2 separate regions of the Homo sapiens genome follow, and region 2 is linked to region 1. Evidence: chromatin contacts called from ENCODE POLR2A ChIA-PET data. All regions are on one chromosome and are shown on one strand. The core of a region is the stretch at or near the end of the contact, and the rest is flanking DNA. Distances in the headings are between cores, read along the strand shown. Region 1 overlaps SIAH2 (siah E3 ubiquitin protein ligase 2). Region 2 has its middle 31 kb from the start of MBNL1.

Region 1 (6,156 bases), core at 1,057-3,556:
TGGACATGAAGTGATGCTGCCAAGCTTGGCTAGTGTATGCACACTGCACCTTGCATGGGTGCCGTGAGGGCCCTGGAGGCCATATCTGGACTGGCTCTGGTCCTGAGGGTCAGAGTTCATCTGCTCCTGGATCCTAGTTTCACCTTCATAGGTTCCTCTGTATATGGACTTGAAATGTGACTTTCTTAGTGATAAGAGTTGTGGTTTTTATTCATTCACCACAGATGTTGTAAACCCCTACTTTTGTGTAGGGCACCGTTTTTCACTTTTACAGAAGAGGTTACTTTAGCAATTCTTTAAATGTCAGAGCCCTGTGCTGGCTAAAAACTCAACGCTGTATCTCACTTAAAAAACAAAATCAACTCCAAAGCCATCACCTCCATTTGGTAGTATGCTAATGAAATTGGGACACTGAGGGCTGGGTGTGGTGGCTCATGCCTTAATCCCAGCACTTTGGGAGGCCGAGGCAAGTGGATCACTTGAGGTCAGGAGTTCGAGACCAGTCTGGCCTCATCTCTACTAAAAATACAAAGATTAGCTGGGTGTGGTGGCATAGGCCTCTAGTCCCACTTACTTGGGAGGCTGAGGCAGGAGAATTGTTTGAACCTAGAGGCAGAGATTGCAGTGAGTGCCATTGCACTCCAGCCTCTGTCTCAAAAAAAAAAAAAAAAAAAAAGAAAGAAATTGGGACACTGAGGTAAGCAGCCTTCAATCCTTGCTGAGCATTTGGCCCTAATCCTCTAAATTCTTTTGAGAGTTTAGGGTTGGGACTGAGGGAGTGGGTCAGCTTGGATCAACGCCAGCACTCTGGATGTCAGCAGTGGCCAAGCGTCTTCCTTCTGACTCTGTAAAGCTGGAGCAATCCTCTTATTGCACAGGTACTGGCACTGTCAGATAGAAACGACAGCCCTGGGAGGAGACCTGCAGCACTGACAGTCAGTGGTTCAGACACATGAGCCCGGACCCCAGTGCTGTCATGGACCCGTGCCATGACCTTGGCCCAATGACTGTTTCCACAGTGGAAACAAACAGTGAAAGTTCCAACCCCAGATGTAGTGACGAAGGTTCATTGCACTTGCACACAGTAGATGCTCAATAAATACCCATTACTCAATTAGGGAAATGAAGCACAATATCCATTTTTGGAAAATATTTATTAAAAAACTAGTGAATGTGGCAGAAAAACAAAACCAACACACAGCTTTAAATAGCAAGCATATGACACACCGGTTATAAAGCTTTTCCAACTCTACTGATTTAGTCTTTCACACCAGCTACTGTTGAGGAGGGCTTCCGAGGGAAGCCACGTGTAAACGGGTCATCTGTACTAGTGGTGAGCAAAACTAATTACATGAGAACTATCAATGGCCATATGACTTGCTTTCCTAGGCAATCCACCCAAAACATAGGTGAGTGGCCAAATCTCAGGCGTGCGTTCATGTGGATCTATAGTTCTAGTTTTAATTTGAGGGTTGGGGGAAGTTAGGGGATGAAACAGTAGAAAGACAAACAGTATCGGCAGAGGGCAACCTTAAAGCACCTTTAAAATCTGGACCCTTTCCCACAATTTAACCCAGTAATTCTCAAACATTACTGTTGAAAAGAATCACCTGATGAGACTGTTAAATTGGCAGGCTCCCTAAATCTGCAATTTTAAGATAAGCACTCCGGGTGATTCAGTGTCTATTAGCCAGCCATCCAATTTCAGAAACACTGTTTAAAATGCATTAAAACAATTCCTACCTCCCACAAACAAAAGTAAAGGAATCTGCTGACAGTCACTGTGCTTTTGTCAATGTCAAGGGACCAATATGGGAAGGCAGGCAGGAAGGGGCCTCCCATTCCTAACACACTGATCTATAGAAGCCCTGTGCAACAGCCTGTCAAGTGTTGTTTAGGGAGTAAATACAATTCAATAAGAGTTGTTTTAGATCACAGAACAGCATCCAAATCACCAACAGGCCAACCCCATTCATCCCAGGTTAATGAACTTTGTTGGGTCGAAGCCAGATGGGACACTGCTGTTCAAACAAAACACGGGTAATTGTGGGTCCTGACTTGTGAAGACATATGGAATAAAACATCTATAAAAACCTTTATTAAACATAGAGCACTATGCCCAAATAATTTTGAAGGTTTACGAAAGTCACATCATGGACAACATGTAGAAATAGTAACATTGATTCCAAGGTTCCCATTATCTGCAAAAAGATGTGCTATGGCTGTGTCGAAAACAAGGCAGTCGCTGTTCATGATGGCCGCAGCCACACCGTCATGAATCGAACGGGGCGTGGCCTCCCAGGTCAATCTCCGCCGGTTCCCATTCAACTCCAGTCTGTAGGCAAAGTTCTCGGCTTGCTTGCGGGTGCCAATGAGCAGGACGATGGCAAAAAACTGCTGGTGGCCTTCGTACTTCTCTTGTTTCTCCAGCACCAGCATGAAGTGATGGCCAAAACATGACTGCATCATCACCCAGTCGACAGCCCCTGGCAAGTTAATGTCTGTAGCTAGAAAGACGATGTCTTCTCCCTGAAGGGTGGTAATGCTCTTGTGGGCGTGCATGAGATGGGACATCACAGCTTCCAGGGACCCCTGCCACTTGCAGGAAGCACCAGGACATGGGCAGGAGTAGGGACGGTATTCACATATGTCTTCATGTTCTGGTTTCTCCGTATGGTGCAGGGTCAGGGAACAGCCCGTGGTGGCATACTGCAAAGAAAGAAATGCATTGAGCCATTGGGCCTTCTCAAAACTTCTATTGCTTCAACCCTCTATGAGTACTTAACTACTCCATTTTCCTGGGCTTAAACTGTGTTCTTAACTACTTTTGCTCAAAGCAAGTGAAATATTCAAGACTAAAAGTCTCCGTCTCTATTCATCATCAATGCTGTCATGCATAAAATGAAGGGTATTTCCTGAACCAGAAATACGCTGTTTTCCATGCCCCCTGTTCCGCTGTCAAAGGGATCAGAACTAAAGTTCTCTTACTGTGCACATCTCAAAATTGTTGAGCAAGCCCTATAAAAGCTGGTCTTCCCCATATTTTCTGTGAAGCTGTTTTTTAAAGAATTCAATTGCTTGGGTGGTGGGGATGGGGTTGGGCAAGGAATATTATATTATCCCAAGATTAGTTTTCACATATAGACAATATTAACAACAGTATAATTCTGTCGTCCCCCTCCACTGCTTTCTGGCTCAAACTGGTGACTGGCAGGCAGGCCGTGGGGAAGGCTGCCCTTTGGTTCCTTGCTCTTTGCTGCTGGCATCACCAGGCTAGGGCAGCGGAGGCCTGGAGACCCCTTCATACAGCTAGAAATATTACCCCACTGCATCCTTTTGACCTTCCCTCTGGGGGGCTTTGCCCATATTTTTTGGGTGGAAGGAAATCACATCCAAGAGCTACTTAACTAACTCAGAAGACTACTGGTCAGTCTGGTTCTGGCCAGTAGAGGTTAACATGAGAAGGGCCTAACCCTCCTCTCAAAGCTTGCTGACCCCCAACACTTCCTCAGATTCAAGAGCACATCATTTCATGGTCAGGTATGTCAGGTCCTCACAACAGGCCCGGGAGGAAGCAGAACTAGACAAGTTTGCTGACATGATCAGTCTGCCCCTCAGACACTGCCTTAATAGGGTAGGAGAACAAAATCATTTTCTCCCTTGCACTTGGGATGACATTCCTAATGGATAAATCATACCTGCCGTGGCAAAAGACCACACCAAGAGGAACTGAACTTCTACTCCAGACTCTCACAAGGATGACAGTGTTAATTCCTAGATACCAGATGGAGATCAGCCCACAAGTAGACACCTGCCCTGAGTACTAAGCTGTTCTGTAAAGAATTAAGAAACCTGAATCACCTTTTCAGGTGAAACTAGGTGTCAGCCTTAGACCCCTGGAGCACAGAATGGCAGGGGAACTGTCTGGCTAACTACACTTGGATTCCCCTGCTCCACTGAGACATGAAGGCACCAAATAAGGGCAAGGCCAGGTCATTTTTCTAAGATGCTATGTCCAGTTGCTAAAAAAAAAAAAAAGCACCACTGCTGTTTTTGCTTCTCTCTACCCTGCTTTATAGAATAATCCCCCTTTTAAACTTGAAGTCGGTCAAATTCTAACCTTCATAGATGAATTTATCACTAGCAACAAGCAGATGGTATGCACTATGTGACTTCTCCATACAAGACGCTAAGTTACAGTCACTCAGAGGATTCCGAAGCAAGGATGACAGCCTCCACTCTCAGGGGGATTAGTCTCCCCTAATCGGAAAGGAGAGTGGCTTAAAGAAAGAAATGTAGCTCATCCTCCAACCCCCACTTCCCCATACCTAAGCGGATTATAATATTTAACAGAAATTGGCAGAAATATTTCAGTTACTTATTTGCCCATAGGAATTGTTTGTTCATCTTTTAAAACTCTGAACTAATTTCTAAAGCCTGGCTGTAAAAAAACTCACTCAGGAGAAACAAATTTATTTATCCATGTGTATTCATACTTTGTGTTCCTTACTTTATAAGGCCTGAAAAACAAATCCCTATTAACTGTGTTTTAAATCTAGGGTGTGGCTAGGAATACAGAGCCTCCTCATGTTCTTCTGTGAGTGATGGGTGAGACATTTCTGTCCAGTTTAAAAAAACACACACACACAATAAAAATAGCAAGAAATAGCCCAGAGCCTGGCAGAGTCTCGAAACAAGCTCTCAATATCTGAAGATGTTTCAAGACGAACTTTTCCCCATAGCTGCCCAGGAATGAGATGAACTTTGGCCAATGGCACCCAGAAAGGTACCAGCTGCACCTCTGCCCAAAGTCCCAAACCACTCCTCATTCATGACGAACTCAACATTTACAGCAAATATTTATCACTTGGCAATCATTTTATAACTTTCCCCACTCAAGTAGGAGTATTTATACTCTGAATTATTTGATTTGCCTTACAAATCACATATTCAACACTTCTTTCCACCCAAATATACAGAACAGGGAACCTCCCCAAACTGCACAAATAGAAAAGGCATTACTTTGCATTTGTGTGGACAACGATCTCATGTTTTTTCATAAGGATCTTGCTACATCCTCTATTAACTTAAATAAATAGTTTTAAAGCCTTAGGTGCTTACTCTGCTTTTACTGAACAAGCAGAACTTTCATGGCAATCTATCCCTTCTCTTTCCATCATGGGTAAGGTTCATGTCTTCATAACAACTGGTGCCACTTTTATGATGACTAAAGTCTAAATTTTAACCCCCTACACACACACACACACACACACACACACACACACACACCCCACATTTCATACTTCAAGCAGTTTTGGCATTGTTCTGGAATGGCATGTCAGAGCACCATGGGTGTTTTGTCACTTTCATCAGGGGCTCTCATCCAGGGATCCGAGGGAGGACTTTAGTAGTTTGTGAATTCCCCAAGACTGTATGTAAAACTGTCTAGGTGCTTCTGAGCAGCAAAGCCAAGTCTCACTGGCCCCTGGCCTTGGGCTTGTGTTTTCTTTTCTTTTTTTTTTTTGAGATGGAGTCTTGCTCTGTCACCCAAGCTGGAGTGCAGTGGCGCGATCTCGGTTCACTGCAAGCTCCGCCTCCCGGGTTCATGCCATTCTCCTGCCTCAGCCTCCCAAGTAGCTGGGACTACAGGTGCCTGCCACCACACCCAGCTAATTTTTTGTATTTTTAGTAGAGACGGGGTCTCACCGTGTTAGCCAGGATGGTCTCGATCTCCTGACCTCGTGATCCACCCGCCACGGCCTCCCAAAGTGCTGGGATTGCAGGCTTGAGCCACTGTGCCCAGCCTGGGCTTGTGTTTTCTTGAAGAGCTCCAAGGGTTTCTAAGAGTTTCCAGGGCTGAGAACCTCTATCCTAGAGCACACAGAAGGAATCAGCTGTGGATCCTGCCCTTGTGGTGTTTCCAGTTGAGAAAGACCATATAATAAATTTAACAACTATGTAAAGGAAGACCAGGAGGGCAACAGGTGATTTCAAGGTGGGACAGGGTGAGGAGGACATGGTAAGGAAAGCTTTATTGTAGACAAGTGGATTGTGGATGGAGTTGTTCCATCTGGTTCTAGCACAGGGTGAGTGGAGGAAACAGTGGGGATAAAACCTCAAGGAGGCCAGGCGCGCTGCTCACACCTGTAATCTCAG
Region 2 (6,309 bases), core at 824-3,323, 1.5 Mb after region 1:
AGAGTTATTTCTATTGATACAGACCACTACCTCCAAAAACCAGAGATTAAATTCTTCCTAAGAAATACCACTTCTCTTATTGATGATTAACAGTTCCACAAACTGTGGATTCCACATTTTCAAATACGTATCTCATCATAACTACAAAGAAAAAGCAAATAAATGAAGCCAATGTATCATTTTATGAGACCTCCCAACACTAATTGCTCCATTGTTCCCTGGCGCCCTTGTTATAAAAGTGGCTGCAACTATCTCATTTGCTGAGGCCACCACTGATGGCTGTTGCATTACCTTCTCCATGGCTAGACATAGCCAGTACCCAGCAACTTCCCTCTTGGGACTTTTTTCTGACCTGCCCCCCATTTAGAAACATATTCTTCTCTTGTACTGGTTTCATGCTGTTGAAGGAAAACATATCCTTTTTTTGTTTCACTATAGAAATAATAAACATAGCCCTCATCCACTTGGCAGAAACAAAAAAATGTTTACCTAACTATATAAAATGCCTCTGCTCAGGAATTTGAAATGTTCTTACAGAAAAGGGTGTTTCTCACAAAAAAAGTTTTTTGTTTATGTAATCCATTTGCTAGGACATGAAGACTCTTGGAACTTACAATATCATTTGATTAAAATTGTAATGAATGTCCCAGGTAAGAAGTATTATATCTTTAAATAATTTCACATTTATAAAAAAATAGAAAGAAAATGGAGTGTTGATCAGAAAATTTTAATTTAAAAAGTTATTAAAAGATGTTAAATAGATTAAAAATGGAAGACTATTTTTAAAGAATTCTATTTTATATTATTTATCCAAGAAGATTAGAAAGACTATTATTTGTATTTTATAATTCACTAGTTACATTAAACAATTTTTTTTTCAGTACCTAATATGCCAAAGAACTGAGTTGAGACAACAACAAAATGAAGCATACTTTCCTCCTTTGGAGCAGAGAGTAGATAGTATATTTTCCTGATTCTAAGACTTTGTGTTCCTGTTTGAACATGTCTCAAACCAGGATTGGTCTTTTAGTTAATGAATACATTTGAAAGAGTATTATTAATCATTCATGCATCTTACATTTGACTCCAGTCTTCTACTGTCCCTGATGATCTAGAAGCAGAAATCAGAAAGCCAATGCCACTTCATGCTATGGGGATGTTCCAAATCCTATCAGGGACAAAAGAATGGGTGAGCTAGGTCTTGAGAGAATCCTGCTCTGCATGAGTTATTTCTATGGCTGCTGCATTCTAAATGACTAAGCATTTCTGACCCTGAAGAACCTGGCATGTGTCCTTATGACCCCACGTGAGAGGATTATAGAGAAAGGCATTAATTTGACTGGGATATCAGGAAAGATTTAAAGATACTGGAGCTGTCAGATTATTTTTATAAAAGCATTGTTTTGCTTCCATTATTTCTTTGTTCAAAAAATATCAAATATCCAGCCTGAGCAACATAGTGAGACCCCTATCTCAACAAATAAATAAACAAATAAATAAATAAGCCTGGCATGATGTTGCATGCTTGTAGTCCCAGCTACTTGGGAGGCAGAGGCAAGAGGATTGCTTGAGCCTGAGAGGTTGAGGCTACAGTGAGCAATGATCATGCCACTGAGAACTGAATTTTTAATTATATTTAATTTTAATCAATTAAATTTAAATTTAAAAAGGGAAACTGATTTTCTATATTGCTGCATATTTGAATGATAACATTGTTTATATATTGGGTTAAATAAAATATTTTATTAAAATTTATTTCACCTCTTTCTCTTTAAGGTAGAGACTACAATATTTTTAATGATACATATGGTTTGCATTATGTTTTTCTTAGACAATGCTAGTCTAAGGACAATAAAAAAGCCTGCTTTTCTTGACATTCTACACTTCAAATAAAACATTCCCTTTCCTCCAGATTTCCTCCCTGTTATAAAAGACTTTTGGTTGCAAGTGACAGAAGTTTAATTCAAACTGGTTATAGAAAAAAGAAAGAATTTATTGGCTTAGTTAATGAAAACAAGCTGAAGAGGGATTCAGGCATAGTTGGAGTCACAGACTCTGATGATGTCATCAGAACCCTCTTCCTCTTCTCACTTTCCCTCAGGTCTGCTTTCCTCTCTGTTGGCTTCATTCTTTTACTGGTTTTCTCCTCACAGTAGTCCCCAGTTTTAGGCTTATATAATTCTTACAGCTAGCCAATCCCAGCAAAAGCAGAACTTAAAATTTCCATAAGTAAGTCTTATTGGCTGGCTTGAATTACACGCTCCTCTTTGAACCAATCACTGTGTCAAAGGAAAACAATTAAACTTATTTCCCAGACATTGGTCATATGCTTACACCAATGTTGGTGTAGGAGGAAATTGATGCCACTCACCTCACATGCAGTGATACCAAAGAAGGGCCTGTTCCTCAGAGGAAAATCGTGACAACTTGTCACCAGAAGAAAGAGAATCATTAATGGGTAGGAAAAAACACAGACACCCAAAAAAGCTGATTGTTCACACTAGAAGTTTTTTCTTCTTCTTCTTCGGAAGACATATAAGACGCCTGGTCAACATAATGAAACCCCATCTCTACTAAAATACAAAAATTAACCAGGCGTGGTGGTGGGCGCCTGTAATCCCAGCTACTCGGGAGGCTGAGGCAGGAAGATCGCTTGAACCCAGGAGGTGGAGGTTGCAGTTAGCCAAGGTCGCGCCATTGCACTCTAGCCTAGGCTACAAGAGTGAAACTCAATCTCAAAAAAAAAAAAAAAAAAAAAAAAGACACTGTTCCTTACAACACCCTCCATTTTCTGAAGCCCCTTTCTCTCTGGCTTCATCTGTTGTGCTCCTTCACCACCCCATTCCCAACCCTTCCAGTTTATGCCTCCCAAATAGGATACTACATGTAGCTCCGTGAATATGATTCTGTTTCTCTGACTTTCATGCCTTTTCCAATTTGTCCCCTCCCCTTTCAAACACCCATGAAGTCCTACTCATCCTCAAGTGTCAATTCAATCATTACACTTTCTGAGCCAATTCTTGATTTGGCTAGCCTAGGACATGTTCTGTAACTCTCCTTTGCGTTTCCCCTGAAACGGTACACCTTCTAGCAGATCAGTTTCCAATTCAAGTGTATAATTTAATTGTATGACGGGACTAATGTATATTTTTTTTAACCTTGCTTTTCCCCCTTTAGAACCTTGCTTTCTTGCTCAGGCTGGACCTGAACTCCTGGGTTCAAGTGATCCCCCTGCTTCAGCTTCCCGAGTAGCTAGGACTACAGGTACACACCACTGTGCCCAGCGAGGGCTAATGTAAATCTTGAGCAATGTCTGCTTGAAGTGGTATATTTTAAATGATCGATTTCATATAGTTTAATGAAGGGAGTATTTAGAGGTGTTGCCATGATTAGTAGTAAATGAGGTATGGCAGAGATGAGCAATGGTGGAAATTGCTAATTGGATTACCACCCCTAGACCTGAAAGGCAAGGAAGAATCATGATATTGGAACCTAGTAATAGCTAATAGCTGAGACTGAGAAAGACAGAGAGTAGCTGTGGCTGTAGGTGGAGGGATACAGACACTTCCAAAACCATGCCCTGGCAGCATAAAGGAGATACAAATAAGCACTCCAAATTCTCTCTTCTCTATATCATGCTGATCCATCCATTAGCCAAAGTTAGCTGGAATTTATTTGTATTCCCAGTCCCTATCATAACTCCCTACATATAGCAGATACAAAGTATTGAATGAATGACTCTCCATAAATCTCCTATATTCCTAGTTTTTTAAAGTTCATTTTTCTTAGTAAACACAATCAATGTAATATAAATGTACAACTAGATGTGATTTGTTAACCTTTGCTATGTTTTCAAATAAATATATTCAAAAATTAGAAGAATATTTTTGTCCAACTATTCATTCACAAATTAGGTTTGAAAATGCTCATCACCATCGTTCTCAGGAAACACGGTCTTCTTGGCCCTGTACCTATGATATTCAATTAATCCTCACAGTACCCCAGTGGAGTTAGTATTATCATCCACTTTTATATGTAAGGAAACTAAGGGTCAGAGATACTTGAAAATAATCAGACTATGCTATCCTCTTCAATTCTTTAACTGCATGTTAAAGAATTTAAATATTTAAATTTATGTTAAGATAAATATAAATATAAATGTTAACATAAATATTTATTTATTTATGTTAAAGAATGTTAAAATATTTAAGCCATTCTCTTAATAAGTAAAAAACAAAATCAGTGAACCAGAAATATTTCTGTCACCACTGAGCTATGAAAAGAGCAGTTGAAATATTGCTACTTCAGTAGTTTTAAAGTGGCCATGAAAATATACCTTGAGAAAGAAATAGTGGTTAAAACCATAAATATATTTATTTTATTTTACTTGAAATCTGTTTCCAGGGACATATGCACAGATGCTTATTTTCTTCTATGTGATAGGCGCATAATAGCAAAATTTACAAAAAAAGAAGAAAAAGAAGAAGAAAGCCGATTTAGGATTAAAATGGTAAATGCAAATGAAAATAATGGGAAATACGAAAACTTTAATATTTTTCTAATCTGCATGGTTTTTGAAATTTCTTTGGAAGGGTATTTTGAAAGTTCTAAATGCAAAATGTGATTATTACTATATTGTTACCTTTATCAAAATATCCTTTCATAAGAAAATAGTGCCCGAATTGTATTTAAAAAGAAGGTATTTTTGTGTATTAGATATATTAATCATAAACTATTTTTAATGCAATATATGATGTAACATGTTCATATATATTATAAACTCCTAACACATGTTTAAATGTATTTTTTCTTGCAATTATGTACTGCTTGGCACATAGAAGAAACTAACAATGTGTTGACTGAGTTTATTCCAAATGCTAGTAATAACTCAATAGCAATAAGCACTACTAAGGTTTAGATGGTGATCTCAAAAATCCCTGTCTACCAAAAGCAACGAAGGTTCTTTAGAGAAATGGGTGATTTCAGTTCTGGGGCAAGAAATACACAAAATGAACCTGGCTATCTTGTGCCAGAAATCAAAGACATTATCAGAGAATATTAGGGTCATCTCAAGAGGTTACCATAGCCAGCATGAAAAGCCCTAAAATGGAGGATGGGGAGAATGGACCATCACCAAAAAAGAAAAATTATTGCAATGCATTCAAACAGAATGTACTTATAATCCTACATATCAATAAAAAGCTGACAATTATGCAATAAAGAAATGTTTGGTCCTGGTAGTAGGTGATCAGGTAAAAAAAATAATAATGAGATAAAATAAAAAGAAAAGTTTGGAATGAATTAACAGGTAGTTCACAAAACTGGAATTGTAAAGGAGGATACAACATTAATATGTGTTCAATATCCACAGTAATCAGGGAAAAGCAAAATAAAAATATTAAGACTCCATTTTCTTGTCCATCAGATTGGCAAATCTTTAAAAGTTTAATTAAAGCAAATACTGGCAATCGCATAAAAAAACAGGAAATGTTGGAGATTAAACCTTTTTTGACTGGGCCATTTGGCAGTGACAATTAACATTTTAAATGTATATGCCTTCTGACCTAACAATTCTACTTTCCTGTATCTACCTCACATAAAGACTTGTACTACTTTTAGAGAGATATTTAAAATGCTCAACTGATCACATTATTTTTAGCTGTGAAGAGTAACACAAATTCAATCAGTGAGGGAATTAGATATATATGAATCAGTTCAAAAGTATGTCTTGGGATACCTTCAAGCCATATTAAGCTTTTTAAAAGTCCCAGTGAAGAACATACAGTGTGATGTTATTTACATTAAAACCCCACAAAATTATTTAACTCCTTATGTGTCTTACAGGTAATTATACAGGAAATAGTTAAGCAAGTATACACATCAAACTGATAGTATTACTTATTTCTAGGGAGAAGAATCATGTTAGAGGGAATTAAAATGGACTTTTGCTTTAACTGTATTTTTAATACTATAAACATAAGAAAGTGTTTAAGTAGTCTTTGTTTTATACTTCCAGTAACCGTATTAGGTGGTCATTTAAGGCCCCATTTACAGGTGAGGAAATAGGGCTCAAAAATGTTGCCTGACCTGCTGAAGTTTAAACAATAGTAGAATTGAAAAATTAATTGAGGCTTATCTTAGGGCCTCTATGCAGACTCTTTTCTGTACATTGCAAGTAGAAATGATTTTATATTTTGCATTGGTGAAAACTTTTCTAGGGAGATAACTGGGTTGGAAACAGAGATTTGGGAGCAATCAGTATTTGCCAGTTAAAACCATGCAAGGATAGTGAGATTGTCGGGTAAGGAG

The links. ChIA-PET counts read pairs that join two places held with the same protein, here RNA polymerase II (POLR2A).
Region 2: POLR2A ChIA-PET joins it to region 1 with 19 read pairs in activated CD4-positive, alpha-beta T cell. The contact joins two enhancer-like sites. POLR2A ChIA-PET finds 5 or more read pairs at or near these places in 2 of 52 experiments (activated CD4-positive, alpha-beta T cell and activated CD8-positive, alpha-beta T cell).

Annotation. Positions count from the first base shown.
Region 1 is chr3:150,739,990-150,746,145 of GRCh38, forward strand. SIAH2 (siah E3 ubiquitin protein ligase 2) reads right to left here. Exons shown (of 2, transcript NM_005067.7): 2 at 1,136-2,709. The coding sequence ends at 2,152. Among named protein-coding and RNA genes, the nearest start is that of SIAH2-AS1, 19 kb to the right of the region's middle. RefSeq lists a silencer at 878-957. Within about 2 kb of position 2,307, at least 5 of the 41 ENCODE cell types and tissues checked have a DNase peak (open chromatin) inside an H3K27ac peak, as active enhancers do.
Region 2 is chr3:152,234,863-152,241,171 of GRCh38, forward strand. No RefSeq gene overlaps it. Among named protein-coding and RNA genes, the nearest start is that of MBNL1, 31 kb to the right of the region's middle. Within about 2 kb of position 2,074, at least 3 of the 41 ENCODE cell types and tissues checked have a DNase peak (open chromatin) inside an H3K27ac peak, as active enhancers do.